Linked DNA regions of Homo sapiens: region 1 is linked to region 2. The links are chromatin loops, found by intact Hi-C in ENCODE. Cell type or tissue: ovary. All regions are shown on one strand. Links, peaks and the distances in the headings refer to the core of each region. The heading gives the core; the rest is flanking DNA. Region 1 overlaps DAB2 (DAB adaptor protein 2). Region 2 has its middle 51 kb from the start of LINC02104.

Region 1 (9,827 bases), core at 4,633-7,132, 190 kb before region 2:
CCGCCTCTTGTACACACGAGCAAGTTAACCTGTGGCAAGATCTCACAGATTAAGTCACGTGGAGATAACACACAGGCTCAACGGGTTAGACGCACGGCAGAGCACCTGGATAAGCCAGATAATTTGTGCAACATATTCTTATCAGCAGCCTTCTCTAGCTCATCTGTGGCTTACTTTCAATTCCCCTGGAACCTGCTTTTGTATGGAGTGTATTTCTATTCCACCTCACTATTGTTAGAAAGAGACCAAATGTTTCAGTCAAGGAGAAAGGTAAGGCAGTAATAAGGAACATTCCAAAATATTATACACCAATAGATAATCCTACCCCAAAATGTCTTATTCCTTAGAAAAGTTAGGTTTAATACCAAGACTTCTATATCCATGCAAAGCCCACCTTGGGATTCTCTTTCTTGTAGTTGCAGGTCTTTTTGCAGTGAATGAGAACCTTGAACTTTTATACTAGGTGAGACAGTTTAAGAGCGCCCTAATGCTAAAAACATCTGTTCATCAGCCCACTCACCTCATGCAACAGCTCTCCAGAGGGGCCTGTGCCAGCCTAGAGCAGTCCACACAGTCGTGTCTTGGTGAGGTCAAATATGACTGAGTAAAAAACAAGAGGCAGCCAAGGGTAAAAGGCATGAACCAATAGTGCACTAATGAGTGATTTTATAGTGGATGTCAGCTGAGGTTGTTCTGGTACAGGTCTTATCTACTAGTCTTCCTTACACTCCCGGAAAGGGAGTGTGTGTGGGTTTGAGACAGAAGAAGGTGTGAAATAGATCAGACGGTAATTTACTCACGGTCCTATTTCATGGATTTCCACTTTCTCTTCACTGTTGTGACAATCCAGAATCTATTATAGCTAACATTTTCTCCACTTCAGACTGGTATGTTTTATAGCTTGCCTCTAATGTCAACTCAAAGCAGGTAGAATAAACCGATGGTACCACATGATATTCTGCCACTCCAGTTTATTGAAATGAGTAAATTTATAGCTTTATTTGCATACAGAAAAGTGCATGAGAAAATAAGTATGTACAAAACAGTTGTGTGGCTGATCATGACTTTCAAAAATTCAACTACCTAGAAATAGTTACCTCCAGTTTAGCACATTTAGGTATTTGGACATTTAAAGTACTATTTCAAGTCTGTGTTTATAGTGACTGAGTAGGAAGCTGATAGAAAATTATGCCATATATGATCAACTATTACCATTAAACATAAAACCACAGGACTTTCTACTTGGGGCTAATCAATAGAGGGTCATGTGGCCCCTGTCTTGTTTAGCTTCTGAGCATCACCCTCTTCTTCCCCCTCAAGGTAACATTGGATGTGGCTGATTAACTCCCACAAGAACCTGAGCATTAAGGGTCAAGAGACAACATTAAAAACCCAACATAAACAAAACAAAACAAAACTTATTTTGACAATAATAAACCCTTCAGAACTGTGCTCACAACAGGACTGAAAATGAACTGGGAACGTTTCCAAGTTGTGAGGAGAAAAATATTGCAGACATTAGATTTTCAATGGTAACCCCAAACATTTGTTCTACAGCTTTTTCTCCCCTCTTATCTTCCTACTAACGACATTGAGATTGTGGCTGCAAGAAAAGTTTTCCAGTTACTTGATAAAGGCCTAGCATGACCCCAAATAAGCACCTAATGTGTTTGGCACAATCACATTTAGCTTTGTGATATGTTGCTCTTCAAAATAGAGTCCTTTGTTGCTGAGTTGAGTTCAATTTCTCTTGAACATTAACTGCTCTTCTGGAACTTCAGCTCAAGAGAGTGGCCTCCTCTTCCACAGGAAGGATATAGGTTGTGCCCATTTGCAATTCTAGTTCTTGGGACTAGCAATTACTGAGAATGAAGAGAGGCTCCAGATCTGTCTGTGAATCATTAGATTTTTTTTTTTTTTTGCCCTGTGAGAGTCTGTTGCTTGTGAAAGGGTGGTAATACTACTTGAACCCAGGAGCAAAACTGACTGAAAAAAGAATCAGAAAAAAAAGGGGAGGAGAGATGAATAATGTTCTTCCCTCATTTGCAATAGCTAGCAAGAAATGGGAGAAAAGGACAATCTTGGCCTTGGGAGAAATTGATCTTCAGAAAGAAGAGAAGCTATCTCTTTAAAAAGGTCCTTAAGTGGTTAGATTCCAAAGTGTCTAAGGAGAAGTTGTAGTTGCTTCAATTTTACTTTAGAAATTCTCTGTAACTGATGGTCTGAAGCAAGATTTCTTTTAAGAAGGTGCCTTGTTCTACTATAACCTTTAGGTTTTATGCTCTGAAACAGAACCCCCAAACAACTCTGAACAATAAGGATTTGAAAATTTATTCAAAACAGTATGATATGAAGGGATGTGGTGGCTGCATCTCCCAACCAGAGGGTAGAAGGCAGGTGTTCTAGAAGGTTCCAGGGACACAAGAGGCAGGGTTCAGTAGGGAAACTACTGTACTTCATTTACACTTAAGCTAGAGAGTTTAGGATCTTAATTTATTTAAAGCCATAGATTCAGTTTAGCTTTAACCTAGACAGAAAGTGAAAAGCATTTTACAAGTAGAAGAGGCAATGAGAAATAAGGCAACAGATAATACGTCAAAGCTGGAACAAGGGCAGAAATCAGAACGTGTCTGGCTATCAGCTTTGTTTTTGACTACTAAGGCCAACCTTTTTATTCCTCTGGATGGTCTGCAGACCAAGTTCCTAGAGAGGTATGGAGAAGAAAGAAACTTGTGGTTAGAATTTTTGAACTGAATATCAATGTATTAAATATCAAGTCATTATTAAAGATGTCAGTAATAGTATCTCCTAGGGCTGATGTGAGGATTGATGAAGATGATAAATGTAGAGCATCTAATAAAATGCTTAGCGCAAGTGCTCAACAATGTTAGTTATTTTATCCCATGAGAGTTCCCCTTACCCAATCTATTGATGTAGCAGGTTGACCTAAACTATCCTTCCTTCATGACCTAAAGAAGGAAGGACCTCCAAAGAGAAGTCTAGTTCATTCAATTTAGTCCATACAATCCATCTTGACTCTGAGTGTAGTTTACTCCTTCTATTGGTTTGGGTATATCTCCCCTTGAATGGAAGGTGAGAATGATCTCTGGTAAGACTTCTAGCTCTTAAATATCTACTTACTGCTTTATTACCTTTAGAATCACCTGCACTCTTGTTAAAAGGAAGCATTTCCTTGGCACCAAAGAGAAATTCCTTAGGGCTGCAGTAGGACCCAGGAATTTGCATTTTTAATGATTTACCCAGTTCTCTGAAGCAGTTTATGGAAAGGTACTACAGGAAACACAGTCATTGTAGAACTGGAGTTGAGGGAAAATGATCCAGATGCCTATAAGCTCAATCTTATTGTTTTCGCCACGTTTAAGATATCTATCTATTAAAAATAATTACATTCTAGATGAGCCAAATCACAGTTTAGTAGTCCTGTTTGGATGAGACAAGATTGGAAAAAAAATGGGCTTGGTTTTTGTTGTTGTTGTTGTTGTTTTTCATTATTTCTATTGTTCTACCCCTACCAGCTGGCCTACCTGCTCTAAAATGGGGAGAGCGTTCCTTTCCCTACTAAATTCAGTCTTTTGAGATCAGAATAAAGTTGCTGTCACCTTCTGTAGAGAAAGAGTTACACTGAGCCCTCCCAGGATTTCAGCTGAGGGTGATTCTACCTAATCACTTATCTAAGATAAAGTTCATGAGACAGAAGAATCAACCTTCAGACTCATTTTGAGCTCCTACTGCCTATGAAGGAGATCTTTAATAGTTGTTAAAACTTTCAGATTTAATACCATCAGACTCTTTCAGACTAACTTTGAGATTGCTCACAGTTAAATGGTAGAGAAGTAATGATCATAATCTGTTTTGCTGACTTGGTGGCTTCAGAAAGTCAATGGAATCTGAACCCTTTATAGGAAACCAAATTATTACTAGGTTGTTTTGCAACCACTTCAATATGAAAGTAAAAAGGTTAGAAACCTGTGATGTGTTGTTTTGAGTTTTACTTCCCACACAGAACTGAAAAACCAAGAACATGGAATAAGATAAAAATCCACATCCCCAAGGGTATATTACTATTTTTTGATGTGTTTAGGAATTCTATTCTTAAGTGCCCAGCCTAGTCATTATTGAATGATCTCAGTAGAGATTTTCCTGTCGATTACTCCTAAATTATAGATATTTACCCTCTTCCCAATTCTAAAATTAAAATTTCACTCTTTATTCCATGTCACCCTTTCTCACAAAAACCCCTGAGACAGGCTTATTAGGATCTTCTACTTACAGAATTTAGGCAAAAGGATTTCCAAATGGATCCCTATACATCTCAGAAGATACAGGTTGAGAAGAAGCCACCTAAGAAGATAAAATCATCTAGTCAATAAATACAGTTACAGTCATAAGAAAAAAATCGCAATGAAGACTTCCAAAATTCTTTTAAAAATCGCTTAGGTCATAGGCCAATCAGCCAATCAAACATTATATGGGGCTTACAGTGTTTTGTTTTCATCTGCTTGCAGATGGCAGTGTATATTATTTATGTGAAAATCAAGGTTCAGATGCATTTCATTTGCCTCCCCGAAATGGGAAGTATTATTTTCACAGGCTATAGAAATATTGTTGGAAAATTAAGAACTTAAATTTTTGAAAGGTTTTCAAGACAGTATTTTGGCTCAATTTTCTCCCGAAATGCTTTCATGGGTCAGGTTAAGTGAGATATGAAGGATGTTTTCTATGTGATATTATTTCTCAAATTCAGAAGATAATAGTTCTTGTGCAAATAATCTTTCTCCAGTTTAAATGAATGTTTATACTGTGAAGGTTCTTGGTGACAAATCTTAGCTAAACATGTTTTACCATCAAAAAGCTATTATAGCCAGGTGCGGTGGCTCATGACTGTAATCCCAGCACTGAGGGAGGCCAAGGCAGATGGATCACTTAAGGTCAGGAGTTTGAGACCAGTCTGGCCAACATGGCGAGACCCCATCTCTACAAAAAAATACAAAAATTAGCCAGGTGTGGTGGCACGTGCCTATAGTCCCACCTACTCAGGAGGCTGAGGCAGGAGAATCCTTTGAACTCAGGAAGTGGAGGTTGCAGTGAGCTGAGATTGCACCACTGCACTCCAGCCTGGCCGACAGAGCAAGACTCTGTCTTAAAAAAATAAATAAATAAATAAAAGCTATTATAAAAGCAAGGTTAATTCAGGAGGCTGGAGCTCTATGTGGCATGTACTTTGGAGAAGAGCTTCTAGTAGTTCATACTTACAGAGGCTTGTGATGAACCAAAAGAATCTTTAAAGAAAGGGTTCTCAAATGCATTGTCAGTAGATTTGGTAACTGGCAGGGAAACTTGTCTGGGAGCTGGCTTTGGTGGTTCTAGAAGGTAAAAAATCCAGGCAATCAGTAGACAAGCTTTCCCCAAATATAGGCCAGTCCCCGAGTCAGCTTATTTTTGAAGTTTAGTTCTATACTTTTGAAATTTACATCAGTGGAACAAAAATCAACACCAAATACTAGGTACCCCAATAATTATTATCCTTCTCGGAAGAGAAAGCCATGCATATTTATCTGAAGTGGAAGAGATTCAGAATCCCCTCATTTTAAGCTGATGGGACATGGATGACGCCTTATTACACAGCCCTCCAAGAGTCACCAGTCATCACATTTCAATAGCTCATGGCAGCCCTTTTAAGATTTATCACTAGAGGGCAGCATTGGGTCAGTCCTCAGAAATGACTAAGGTAAATAGTTATCACCAAAAGGTAAATGGTTAAGTTGTCTCCGTAACCCTTGATTACCAACAGAAGCAAGAGCAAAGCTGTTGGCGGGTGGGAGAGGGTTCATTTGGGGAACTCATTTAGGTCCATGTGGCAGTGGAGATAGTTGTTGGAACAGTAGGCAGAGTGGTGAGTGGCTTACCATTGATCTTGTTCAATAGTTGATTAGCATCAAAGTCATCATGGTCTGCATTCTCCTGAGGAATGCCAACCTTGCTGTTGAAATAACTGGCAAAGGCACTCAAAGTCCCAGAAGAAGTCTGCTCTCCCTTCCGCGCGGGCACAGCAGGTGGCTGCCGCAGTTGGAAATCCTTAAACATTTCTTTCACATCCTTGATCTCTTTATCCCCAAGTGGGTCTAAGGCAGTGAAGGCATCACTGGAGATGTCCTTGGGAGGGCCAGCTCTGGGAGGTGGCTGAGGAGGAGTGACCAGGAGAGAGGAGTGCATGGATGGGGGCTGAGTGGACACAGCAGGAGCTGGAAAAATATTGCTCTGAAAAGGATTCCCCAAAGGGCTTGTTGTTGACCAAGCATTGGGTGCCACAGATGCAGAAGGGCCCCAGACAACAGGCACTGGAGGGGGAGTTGAGGCTGCAAAGGGTGAAGGCTGGTTCCAACCTGAAACAGCTGGACTTGTACCAAAAATGACGGGCTGACTAAAACCTGAAGGTTGACCACCCATCATGGCTCCCGGAGCCATTGAAGGGGACTGATTGAAGACCAAAGATGCTGTGTTCCATGGTCCTGCCTGAGGGAGTGTGACAGTTACACCACCTGAAGTAAGAGGAAGAAAAATACTTATCAGGAGTCAAGCTTGAAGAAGATTCTTGAATTTCAGAGAGCACAACTCTCTGGAAAGCCTCTCCACAGCTAACACCTCCATTGAGCCCTGAGGCTGATATGGGAAGAATATGACAGATTAATCACTGTAAAAGTTAGCCAGCTAACACTGTATAGTGAGCATTCAAATGCTGGTTGCATTTTGAGGCCCATGTTCTTCCTACCATGTCTTTTTAACTTTCCTGATTAGAAGGGTAGTACGGTCCATAAGTATCTACTCATCAAAAAAATAAGCCCTTATCATACAGACACTAGTTGTCTGATACATCTCAAACAACTAGAACAGAGCCTGTTAATAGCAGGAACTTATTTAAGTGAATATATTTTTATGCATGAACCATGCTGATTATGATGTAGTTAATTAAGATAATCCATTGGACTCTCTGAGTCACAGATTTGATCTTTTCATTTGGCAACTGGCTCACGTCTGGAGTCTTATGGAAACCAGCAATCACACATGTGCACAAGACCTCAACATGCTTGCATCCTGAAGAAACCATTTCAAAGTTTCTTCACTTTTTATTGCTGCCAAGACTGATACAGCTATATACATAAAGGGAAGATAAAGTTTGGCCAATGCCAAGATAGTTTTAGACGTTTATATATAAAAATGGAAGAAAGGATGTTATCCTAGGAAGACTGTTTCAAATAAAAGTGCTTCCTGCCATGTGCCATTTGCTAAACCTTGCCAGAAGTTAGAACAGAGAATTTAAAAGAGGAGAGAGGACAATGGGAAACAAAAATCTTTCAAGGTAACTAATGGCCTGTGTTGGGGCATCTGATCTTTGTGGTGAATGGCTCCATCTCCTACGACCTTGCTATGTCATCAGGAATTCGTTAAATCGCCAGAATCCAGGCCTCTCCAATGATGGCCTCTGATTCTTGAGAGGCTCGCTCCCTGCATCTTGTTCTAATATACAGGGCACTGTCTTTCCTGCCTCTTTCCAAGTGCATTAATGATTCAGTTAAACTCACCGCTAAGAAGGAAACCTAAATTCAGCCTCATATCTATTAGTGGGTGATGCTTCGCTCTTGAAATCTACTTGCTTTGAGCTTTGGTGCATGGCATTCTTTAGTTATGAAAGTTTTCTTCAGACCTGGGTTAGGGACGTTTATGTTTCCAAGAGGGAATACTTTGAAAATGGTATTTAGGAGTGATGGAGCACAAGATTATATCTTCGAGCTTCTTAGTCTGAGACATTGGTATTACCTGACTCCATTCTCATCATGCATGCTGGCCATCTGGCCATGGGCACACATGGTGTACTCACAGAGAGTGGTGGGTTTCAGAACAGGCCATTTCACTTAATCAGCATGCTTTTTGGAGGTGAGGAAACTGGGTGCAAGAATATTCATTAAAATTGGGAAGGTCATAGTCTGGGATGGTAGAAACTGAAAATCAGGCACACTGGCTCTAAATCCGGCACCCCATTCTCCTGTTCTGCTTCCTTGGCAGCAAGGCATGGGGCAATTTTAATTTTCAAATGCTATGTTAATTCAAATACTTATTTCACGGATACAGAAATTAGACTTCATTTTCACTGAAGAATATACTCCTTTCATAACAAATCAAGAGAAAAGTTATATTCTACAATACAGGCTCTAAAAATGGGTTTAGTTTGAACAAAGTTGTTGCTTGTATTTTAAAACACATTCAATTAAATTGTATTAACAGAAGCCAGATCACTTGCTAATAATTTCCACCAGTTAGCTGTGCAAAAAGGAGGGTAGAATTTTATCATCTTTCATGTTGGACAACTTGTCTTCATTTAGGAAAATATCATATTAGTGAGAATGGTATTTGTAAAAGAGAAAAATATTAGGGCTGGGCGCAGTGGCTTACACCTGTAATCCCAGCACTTTGGGAAGCCAAAGTGGGAGGACCACTTGAGGCCAGGAGTTCAGAACCAACCTGGCCAACGTGGCGAAACCCTGTCTCTACTAACATACAAAAATTAGCTGGGTGTGGTGGCGCATGCCTGTAATCCCAGCTACTAGAGAGGCTGAGGCACTTAAACTTGGGAGGCAGAGGTTGCAGTGAGCTGAGACAGCACCACTGCACTCCAGCCTGGGTGACAGAGTGAGACTCTGTCTCAAAAAAAAAAAAAAAAAAAAAGGAGAGAAAAATATTACATTTGCCAGGAATTCAAGGCTTTCCCAGTATATACTTATACCAGTCTTCATTCCTACCCACCAAATCCCCACATTGTGTTTTAACACATTGAACACATTGAACACATTGACAAAGTAGGGGCAAGGAATAAGGAAAAAGGGGACATGGGTATAGAACATTAATTTTATTACCTTCTGAGGCTAGATTAAAATACAAGCAAGTTGAATCTGAGGGCTCAGCTTTCTACAATACCCTCTCCCCACCCCCCCAGTTCTCCAGGGGAGACAGTCCCCCAGCTGGGTCTAGCGGAAGCCAGACCTACAACCTTCCATGGTTTGGCTGAGGATCCCTGCTAGTGGACAGGGACTATACTGTAGAGCTCAGTTTGAGTCCCATGTCCAAACTTGGAACAATCATCAGTATTCTGCAGTTGTATACCCCAAGCCCTCAACAGGGGCACCTAGCCAAAAAGCTTCACTTCGTCTGAATAAATAAACAGTTATAGGGTCCAGCTGTATTTTCAGGCTGACTTGTTAAATATTGGCTGCAAAAATTCTTAAGGGCATTGATATCAGATAAAAAGCTCTGTGATGTGATCTCGCTGCAGACATTGCATTGCAAGCACTCTGGTCTTCTGTGAGGGAAGGGTACCAACCAGCTCCACTTGGGGGTGCAAGGAAAAGAGCAACGCAGAAAGGGGGAAGCCCCCAAGAGACATGAAGTCTTTAGAGAGAGCCTCTTGATGGGGTAAATGCGAGCAGAGACCTGGGACAAGCTGGCTTTTCATACCCTCACGGATTTCTGCCACTCAGCAGTTGAGTAACAGTCCTCCTCTGGCCACCCTATTCTAGATATGATTAAACAGATTTCTTGTAAAAGAACCAAACTATTTTCCTTTGTAGGAAAACAACAGAGACAGAGAGGAAAACAAAACAAGGATCCTGATGACTGACTGCAGGAGGCAGAGAAAGCCAGGATCCCTGGTCAGATTTTACCGAAGGAGAGGAGAGTCCTTCCTCGTCTACAGTCCTCCACCTCCCAAGCCAGAGTCCATTTGGAGTTTGTAGAGGTGCCAAGAGAAGAAAAAT
Region 2 (9,827 bases), core at 2,795-5,294:
TGTACTTATTTTTATTTTTATTTTTTTGTGCAGATAGACAAATTTGACTGAATATTCTTTTTTTATTTTTTGTTTTACTTTAAGTTCTGGGATACATGTGCAGAATGTGCAGGCTTGTTACGTAGATATGCATGTGCTGTGGTGGTTTGCTGCACCTATCAATCTGTCATCTAGGTTTTAAGCCCACATGTATTAGGTATTTGTCCTAATGCTCTCCCTCCCTTTGCCCCCCACTCCCCGACAGGCCCCGGTATGTGTAGAAAACAAAACACCACATTTTCTCACTCATAAGTGGGAGATGAACAATAAGAACACATTTTCTTCTTACAAACACACTACCAATTTGCCAGGTCATATTCCCAAGAGGCTAAGATGCCTTTTTTTTTTTTTTCCTTATTTATTCTCCTATGCCCAGGCTTGTTATGTGCAAGCTTCAGGCCCTTATTTTTCTGGGTTTGAGTCAAATCTTTATTTCATGGCCCAATATGGAAACTTCTTTATACTCTGGGTCAGAGTAATTGCCTTTAGTTGAATATTTGTCAGCTTTCTTTTTCCTGATTTGAATTTACCAGAATTCCATGCAGTATTCTAGGCATAATGTACCCATTGTGATTATAATTTTCTAATGATTTTCAGGATTTCTATTTCTTTTAGGTTATGCCAGCCTTTTGGGATATTCTTGATGAAGCTATTGGAAAGAAATGTTTTCTATTTTGAAATTGCTTAGCTGGTGAAGTTTAAGTCTAGAGCTGCTGGCAGCCATCCTAGCCACTCTTGAGGATAAGCTTCCTGAGTATCTAGCCAGTACTGAGGAAGGAAGAGGAAGGAAGGAAGAAAAGAAAGAAGAGGAGGGAGGAGAATGAAAGATTTGATATATTTAATCCAATCCAGGACCTGGCTTTAGCCATTTCTGAACTTCCTTTTACAAAAGCCAAAAAAGTTCCTTTTTTATTTAAGATAGTTTGAAGTAGACTTCTATTTTTTGCCTGATACTGTCCAGTCAAATATAGTATGAAATTTATGATGTCCATTTCTAATCTGCTAGAAGTGAGGAGGGTGGAGTTATGAGCAAGTGTCTGCTTTGGTTAGGCTGTGTTAAGTACATTATATGTTATTATTATTTAAGCCTTAAAACAACTCTGTCGATCAGGTATTGCTAATGCACAGGATAAAATTTAAAACATTAACAGTATTTCCCTTAAATTTGTAGGAGTAAAGTTTAAAAATTAAGTCAATATATATGTGTATATATGTCTGTGTATGTATATATACCTGTATATATACATACATATCTATATATATGTATGCATGTATATATAGATACACATATATATCTATATGTACATGTACATTTATTAGTGTGAAACAAACAGTACTGACCTGTTAGTGGTAAAGAGACTTCAGCTCCCTATTTACAATCAGTGCAAAGGTTTCCAAGGTTATCAACTTACTTGTATCAAAGAAGTCAACACTTGATTGAAACCATGAATTGTGCAGATAAATACTGAGAAATGTGTTTTGATTGCACCACAGACAAGTAGCTTGAAAAAGGAGACAACTGAGATGCTCTAAATTACTTGAAATAAGGTAGAGGAAGGAATGTAGCAATAGCAAATTAAGTAGAAAACATTCTCTTCTATGTTTAGTACCTCGGAGGGAAATGTGTGGGCTGTTACAGGTAACTTGCTCTTTTCACTTAATGCCCTCTGCCTGCATGAGTTCCTCTGAGATGGCCCTAACTGCTTTATGTTAAAATTAAGGGGAGTGACTCTCTTGTGGAAAATAATATAGTGGATTTCTGTTTTCAGTTTCTTAGCCTTGCTACAGCAACCTATGCCACCACCACCAGCACTCACACATCACAAGCCTAGAATCTTTCAGTTAGTTGGTGTCATCCATAGGATAAAACCTCCAAACCTCTGAGAATACATCACACTGAAGCCCCATGTGATCAGATCTAAATCTTGCCTAATTGGCCAGCTTTATTTCCTTGCCTATGGCTTACATTCCAACTAAACCATTCTGCTGCCAGTTACACAAACACTTCATGCTATTCAGTGCTGCTGGCCTTTGCACACGCTGCTCCTTCTGCCTGGACCCTCTTCTCTAGTCCTATGTGTCTGACACACATCTCATTCATTTTCTTGCAGGTATGTCCTTGACGAGGTACCTAAATTACCTTGAACAGAGTTAATCATCTTGTCCTCTGTGCTACTTATACCTTTGCTTCTGTAACATGTGGTTTTTTGTTTGTTTTTGTTTGTTTATTTGTTTTGACTATCTGATATGGTTAGAATAACATTTCCATCCAACACCCATTGATATAAATGAGGGATTTTACTTTGGGAATTAGTCAATTATAGTGGATACAGTCATAAGTTTTTGAGTCAAACTGCTTGGGCTTAAATCCTAGTGCTACTTTTTATTAGCTGTGGGACCTTGGGTACTTACCTTCCCTGGGACTGTTTTCTCACCTGTAAAATGGAGTAATATTAGCATTTCATAGGATTACTGTGAAGTTAAATAAAAATAATCTATGTCAAGTGACTGGCGCAAGGAATGTTCTCAACAAATAATGTATTATTTTGCCTATTAACTCAAGAAAGAAAGGTGACCATTGTCAGGAATTGGCAAAACGTATGCAGGGAGCATAAGTAGGCCATTTTCTGGACATGGCGTGGCGTCTCCTCTATTTTCCTCACTTGCTTGTGCACAGCAGCTGTCCACAAAGCTGACTGAGAAAAAGGAACCACCGTCACTGCCAATCACCCAGGAAGACACTCATGCCTTTCTGTCTCCAGACATCTCCAAAAGTTTCAATCAGGTAATCAGCATATATTATTGCTGATTTGGGGACATAGTGAACAGCCTTCTCCCAAATTCTCTACCATACTTTGCTGCCTGAGCTTTAAAAGCTCTGGTCTTTCTAAGTCTCTGTTGAGTAGGTCTAGCTGCTTCTGATTCTGTTCCAAAAATCTTCTTTGGGATGAGTGAATGAAACCCAGTTCTGGCAGGTTCTAGCACTCCTCCTGTAGTCTAAGGGTCTCAGACAAACCACCAGTCCTGCCTCTTCTTTCCAAGAAAAGGCACAACAATAAGCAATCTCATAGTGGGAATTCTGGAAGCATCAGTGTCCCATCCTAGCCCAGCCAGCCAAAAATGCTCATTTAAACTGACTATATTCTTGTGGCTACCTAACTAGTGTCTTTACCAGTGAATACGATTCCATGCTTTGGGCAAGTCCAGGTTGCAGACAACTGCAGAAAGAAGCATGGCCAACCTGTGCTTGTAAAACCTGGTTAACCAGGAGAACTGCACCAAGGGATATCACTCCTACTTATAGGTCAGTATGTCTCTCACAAACTGCTTTATTTACAAAACCAAATACTGTTTACTTGGTTAGATAATCTAAGACATACTTTCATTTAATCTGAGTCACTATATCTTTTTGCTCCAAAATGAAGCATGTATTGAAGTTCTCTGAGTTTCTGTTCAGTGTCGAATGAAGGCAATTTTAAAAACTGATTAAAAAGAATTCCTCTTGGATTCTTTTTAATTCTTCCACCTTCCTCCGAGGGTAGTACTAAAGACGAACCAACATCATACTGGATTGAGCAAGTCACCAGACTGTATTTTAACAAAGCTAATGTGAACGTTGACTTTTGACCCTTGAAAAGTGGTCACAGTGAGCAGTTTCCTCTTACCTATTAGCATCCACAAAAGAGTTCCAGGCATTTACACTTAGAGAAAATCACCTGGCTATTTCAGTGGAATAAGGTGGACAGCCAAGGTCAATGAAGCATTGCAAGTTTCCCAGCACTTCCTGGAGGCAGAATAGGGACTGACTTTTGTCTCTCTCTCCCTCTTACTGTCTCTCTCTCTCTCTTTTAATGGCATTTAACAAATAGCAAAATAGCATCTGAGAAAAACTTTAAATAAAAACCCCAGATGATAAACTCTTGGAGGAAGAACCTATTTTTTTTAAGCATAGTGTCTTCTCCCCACCCCGCCACCCCTTCCTGATATCTATTCTCACTTTCTGAAATAAACATTTTACTTTGCTAATGCTGTGAGGTGTGGGCTGGGAAGTTACTCGTTCTCTCCTTCACTCATAGAACAATTTCTTAAGGCCTAAGTGAGAATTTTACCTACCTCTTTCAAATGAGGGGATCCTTACTAAATTTAACATGCAATAAAAATTCAGATCTGGAAATCTCAGAGTCACCTCATAAGAGTTTTGCTTTGCTTTTCTTAGGCGGAGGAACTATATCAAGTCCTCCATCTAGCGGTATCACTTGGAATTGTTTGTAAAAGTGTTCTAATGTGAATTTTGGGAGCAGAAGATATTTATTGAATTTCAAATTTTAACTGACTAGCATGATAAAAGTGGATAAGAGAGAATTAAAAGATAAAGTGCCTAGTCTCAAAGAGCTTATAATGTAATGAGAAAGAAGTAAAACTTTATAAAATCAAAAATCTAATAAATAGTTTTCAAACCTAAGTATAGGTGCTTGACTCCTTTCTTCTCCTAAGGTCATCACTGGGCAGATGTGTCAGTTTGCATATGCTTGGGGCAGAAAAGAGGAAAGGAGTTGTTTGCCAATCATAGAGTCAGAAAAGAGAGGAGATCCTATCTGCAAACCAAAGCTCCAAGTGCTCCTGAGACAGTCTAGGAGCAGCGAAATGATTTTCCTTATAAGGCTCTGGGATAGGGGAGCTGAAACATCCTAGACCTGACAAGAGACCAGTACATCTGGGGGAGCCTGGTGGAAAATCCAAGGATACTCCAGATGCTTGAGAAGGTCAACCAGCTGCCCAGGCCAGCACCTCAGTGACCCTAGGAGGGTCTTCCATAGTCTAAAGAGTTGTGACATGCTGAGGTGAACCTTTCTTTTATCTCAAGATCTGGGAGGAGCCCGAGAATCTTGTGACTCCTCTCCCCATCCATTAATTCCAGGATTGCAGCTGGTTGGCTTGTTGTCATCAACAAAATGAAACATATCTTCTTTGTCTGACAATTTACAATTGCCTGGGAGATAGGCCTGCCAATTCTAAGGTATCTCCCTCCTAATAATAATAGTACCAGACAGCCTGTGGGACCACACCAGGATGAGGAAAAATATATTAATGTTCAAGAAACTATGCTGGAAGCCTATTAGGGCATACTTCCCACATAAAATGAGTATTTCTGGATAGCACTTGATAGGTGCTTGGTATCTCCTGAATTTTGTCCTGGCAAATCCTGTTTGCTGTTATCCCTGCTTCAAACACTCAGTGTTCCTCTTTCTTCTCTGCTTCCCGGGCCTGCTGCTGGTGGAATATTTGCGTTTGCAGTTGTCTCTTATACTCCTAAGCTAAACCACTGCATCTCCAAAATTCTCCTCTTCATCCTTAAGTTCTTTAAAACCTTCATTTATGCAATCCTGTTCCATAGCATATCTTTTCTATTATTTTGCTTTTCTTTGCAATGTTTCTTGAACTTGAACTTTTCCTGTACACATAACCTCATTCACAAGTTGTTTCCTTGCCTCCTTTTCGAATCTTACCTTCCTGTCCTTGGCCAACTTTTTTTTTCCTTCTCTGCCTCTACTATTTTGTCTAATGATTTCTTCTGTTTCCTTCTCCTGTCTCACCTTTGTTCTTTTTTAATCAGCTTCTTCCTGTAAGTCTTGAAGGGCCCTTCCACAAAATTCATGTTCAAGTCCTGCTCTTTTCTGTATTTCTGTCAAATACGTTCCACCTTCTCTTGGAAGACTTTTTGCAAGACGGTTTCAATTTTCTGCTTTGTCTCCTCTTTTTACAGCTTATCCTGTTCATTCTCAAGTTTAATCTGTGCATTTTCTATTTCCATAAGGTGCGCCTCCTCTTCCTCTAGCTGTTGCACTACCTGCTTTTGCACCTGGATGCTGGTGACCTGGGCATTCTGACCCAGTTGCGTGTTCTCCTCCAGCTCTTCCTGAAGCTCTTGAGTTTCTCATGTTTCCTTGGCTGATTAGTCTTCTGCTCGGAATTCTGAGAACATCTTCTCTTTCACCAGTTTCTGCCTCTTCAGCTTTTCATTAAATTCTACCTCTGCTTTCTGCTCTTCACTTGTCTTTTGATGGATACAAAGCAATTGACCACAGAGCTGCTTGCGGCATGCCCTGAATCACTGTCTAGCTTTTCATCCACAAAATTGTATCCCTGTTTTCCTTCTGTTTTAATGATCTGGCTTTCTCTCTCAGTCTATCTTGTTTTTCTCCTCCATTATTGCTTCTTTCAATTGCATTTCATTCAGTAAAATACTCATTTTCTTCCGAGGCTAGCTTATTTTATCTTTCTTCAGTGTTGATGGAATACTTACTTTTAACAGGTGTGAGCAGGCTGAAAGAGAGCCATCCCTCTAAATGATTAGGACAGATGACTTTCCTCAAGCTGGATTTTGAATTTAGTAGCAGAAATCATATTAAAAAACCTTAAAACACAAAAGACTGTAAATTTGAAGCAAGAAATGTAACATTTAAAAATGAAGATTGTGAAAAACAGGATAGACACTGCTGAATATTGTCAGCAATGACCCAAAATGTTAGTGTAAGGAATCATAGCAGTAAACAGAAGAAAAAATAAGTGAAAATTAGAAATGAAAAATGACAGGGTAGTATACACTCATGAAATAAACCATTTCAATTAGTAAGACTTTCAGAAGGAGAGAAAGAAAAAGAGGAATAACAAAAATCAAAGAATTAATATTAAAAAATCCCTGTGAGCTGGATGAAGACTTGAGTTTTTAGATGATAAAGACCATGTAAGTGCTGGAGGTGTTTAAAGAAAAAAGAAATACTTCTGGCCACATTCTAGGGTGCTTAACAGACCTGTACGATCAGTAGTACTTCTTATTAAGCTTCCAGACAGAGAAAACAAGTTACAAAGAAAATATTGACAACACTATCGATCTTTTTATCTGCAATACAGTAAAATAGAAGACAATGAAGTGATATTATGGACTTTTGAGTGAAAAGAGCTGTGATTCTAGAATCCTGTTCTCAGGCTTTGTTTATGAATTGGGGTGAAGATGTGACATTCTGAGATCTACAAGGACCTAGTAAGTAAACAACCCATACACATTCTTTGAAAATGTTACTGTAAAACTTCAACAAAAATTAAATCAGCATTTGATTTTACGTTGAGGAAGAATAAAGTATGTCAGGGAGAAAGATAAGTGATAAATCACATATATGTAATTGATGTGTAAAATTATCAGAAACCTATAGGGTACAGTAAGAAAACACTATTCATTCCTCTGCCTCCAAATGAAATCTAAGACAGGTCTAATATTGGTCATTCTCAGATAAAAACAGTATTCTCTAGTCACTTAAAAAAATCAGAATAATTTTATCCATCAGTTAAAATGTCAATATCGTGTAAGAGTCAACCTTCTAAACTCCATTCTAAATTAAAACTTTTTTGCTTCCCCTGCTCGGAATTATCTGACAAAGAATTTAAAGCAGCTATTACAAAAATTATCAAATGAGTAATTGTGGGCACTCTTGAAACAAATATTAAAATAGAAAGTATCAGGCAAGAAATAACATAAAGAAGAACCAAATGAAAATTTTAGAACTGTAAAATATAGTATCTAAAATTTAAGAGAAAACCCAACAGCTCACTGAATAGACTCAAAAGTAGAATAGAGATTATAGAAGAAAGAGCAAACTTGAATATAGAACAATATAAATTATCCGGTCTGAACAGCAGAAAGAAAAATGTTTGAGGAAAGAAAGAACAAAGTCTTAGGGACCTATGATAGTACACAAAAGCTATAATATACATGTAATTGGAGTTATAGAAGAGGAGGGGAATAAACATAGTGCTGAAAAAAAAATTTGAAAAAATAATGGCTGAAAACTTCTCAAATACAATGAAAGACATAAACCTAAAAATTTAAGAAGCTAAGTGAACTGCAAACAAAATAAGTCTGAAGAACTCTAGCCCCAGAGTCATAATAACAAAACTGCTGAAAATTAAAGACAGATAAACTCTTGAAAGCAACCAGGAGGCCGGGCGCGGTGGCTCACGCTTATAATCCCAGCACTTTGGGAGGCTGACGCGGGCGGATCACGAGGTCAGGAGATCGAGACCACCCTGGCTAACATGGTGAAACCCCGTTTCTACTAAAAATACAAAAAAACTAGCTGGGCTTGGTGGCGGGCACCTGTAGTCCCAGCTACTCGGGAGGCTGAGGCAGAAGAATGGCGTGAACCCAGAAGGTGGAGCTTGCACTGAGTCTGGGCAACAGAGCCAGACACAAACACACACACACACACACGCACACACAAAAGCAACCAGGAAAAAACATGGCACATTACCCATAGAGAAACAATGATTCAAATAATTGTGGATTTTTCATCAGAACCTATAGAAGCCAGAAGTAATTAGCACATTTTAAAGGTGCTAAAAGAAAATACCTGTCACACCAGAATTTTATGTTCAGTGAAAATATCCTTCAGTAACAAAGGGAAAGCCAGTGAAACAGAAAATAAGCAAATAATAGAGAAAGGTAATAAACTAAGAATGATTCTTTGAAAAGTCAATAAAATGTAGAAACTTCCAGCTAAATTGGTCAATTAAAAGAGGAGAGGAATAATCAATATTAGTAATGAAAAAATAAACATTACCACATGTTCTACTGACATTAAAAGGATAAGAAAAATGTCTTAAAAGACTTTATGCCAATTAATTCAACAACTTCGATAAAATGAATCATTTTTTTTAAAGAACAGCAACTACCAAAGCACACTGAAGAAGAAACAGATAACTTATTTAGAGAAATTGAATTTATAATCTATCTTTCTTACATAGGAAACTTCCAGATAGCTTCACTCATGAATTCTACCAAATATTTATGGAAGAAAATTATAAAATTCTACATTAACTGTTTTTTTTTTTCTTTTTCTTTTTCTTTTGAGACAGAGTCTCACTCTGTCACCCAGGCTGGAGTGCAGTGGTGCGATCTCGGCTCACTGCAAGCTCTGCCTCCCGGGTTCACGTCATTCTCCTGCCTCAGCCTCCCGAGTAGCTAGGACTACAGGCGCCTGCCACCACGCCCGACTAATTTTTTTGTATTTTTAGTAGAGACGGGGTTTCGCCGTGTTAGCCAGGATGGTCTCGATCTCCTGACTTCGTGATCCACCTGCCTCGGCCTCCCAAAGTGCTGGGATTACAGGCGTGAGCCACCGCGCCCGGCCTACATTAACTCTTAGAAAATTCAGAAGAGGAAATATTTCACAACTCATTTTATCAAGCAACACATTTCTAGAAAGAAAACTCCAGAATAATATCCCTCATAAACAGTCAAAATTGCTTAAGAAAATTTTGGCAAATTGAATCCAGTGAATAATAAAAAGTAATAATGCTTCATTACCAAGTGAGGCTCATGACAATAATACAATGTTGGCTTAACATTTGAAAATGAATCAATGTAACTCCCTAGATTGACTTACACAAAATACCAAACAATATGATTGATATAGAAGAAGCACTTGGCGAAATTCAGCTTACCTTATGATAAAAACTCTCAACAAACTAGGAATAAAATGAAATGTCATCAAATTATTAAAAGGCTATGTATTAAAATCATATAGTATTGAATGACTTAATATTTTCTACCTAACATTGGGAAAAAGGTAAGAATGGCCTTTTCACTATATCCATTGAATGTCATATTAGGGTAGCTAATACTAAATAAAGCAAGAAAAAGAAATGAAAGACATAGATATTGGAAGGAAAGAAAACTGTTTGCAGACAACAAGATCGGGTACATAGAAAACTCTAAGGAATCTACAAAAACT

What was found. A loop is a pair of places that touch in the nucleus more often than their neighbours do. Peaks named below come from ENCODE experiments on the same cell type or tissue, not always from the same donor. Only the 100,000 strongest peaks of a DNase experiment are listed, where the experiment ranks them.
Region 1: a loop joins it to region 2, with 6 times the contacts of the local background. A loop is called at or near these places in 46 of 110 quality-filtered maps.

The regions. Positions count from the first base shown.
Region 1 is chr5:39,370,723-39,380,549 of GRCh38, forward strand. It overlaps DAB2 (DAB adaptor protein 2), which reads right to left. Exons shown (of 15, transcript NM_001343.4): 12 at 5,928-6,560; 13 at 5,275-5,384; 14 at 4,292-4,362; 15 at 955-2,703. The coding sequence ends at 4,297. Among named protein-coding and RNA genes, the nearest start is that of C9, 11 kb to the left of the region's middle. In ovary, for the core only: a CTCF peak has its summit at 5,716 (motif pointing right); no DNase peak of the experiment used is centred there.
Region 2 is chr5:39,566,335-39,576,161 of GRCh38, forward strand. It overlaps the pseudogene CFAP53P1. Among named protein-coding and RNA genes, the nearest start is that of LINC02104, 51 kb to the left of the region's middle. In ovary, for the core only: a CTCF peak has its summit at 4,254 (motif pointing left); no DNase peak of the experiment used is centred there.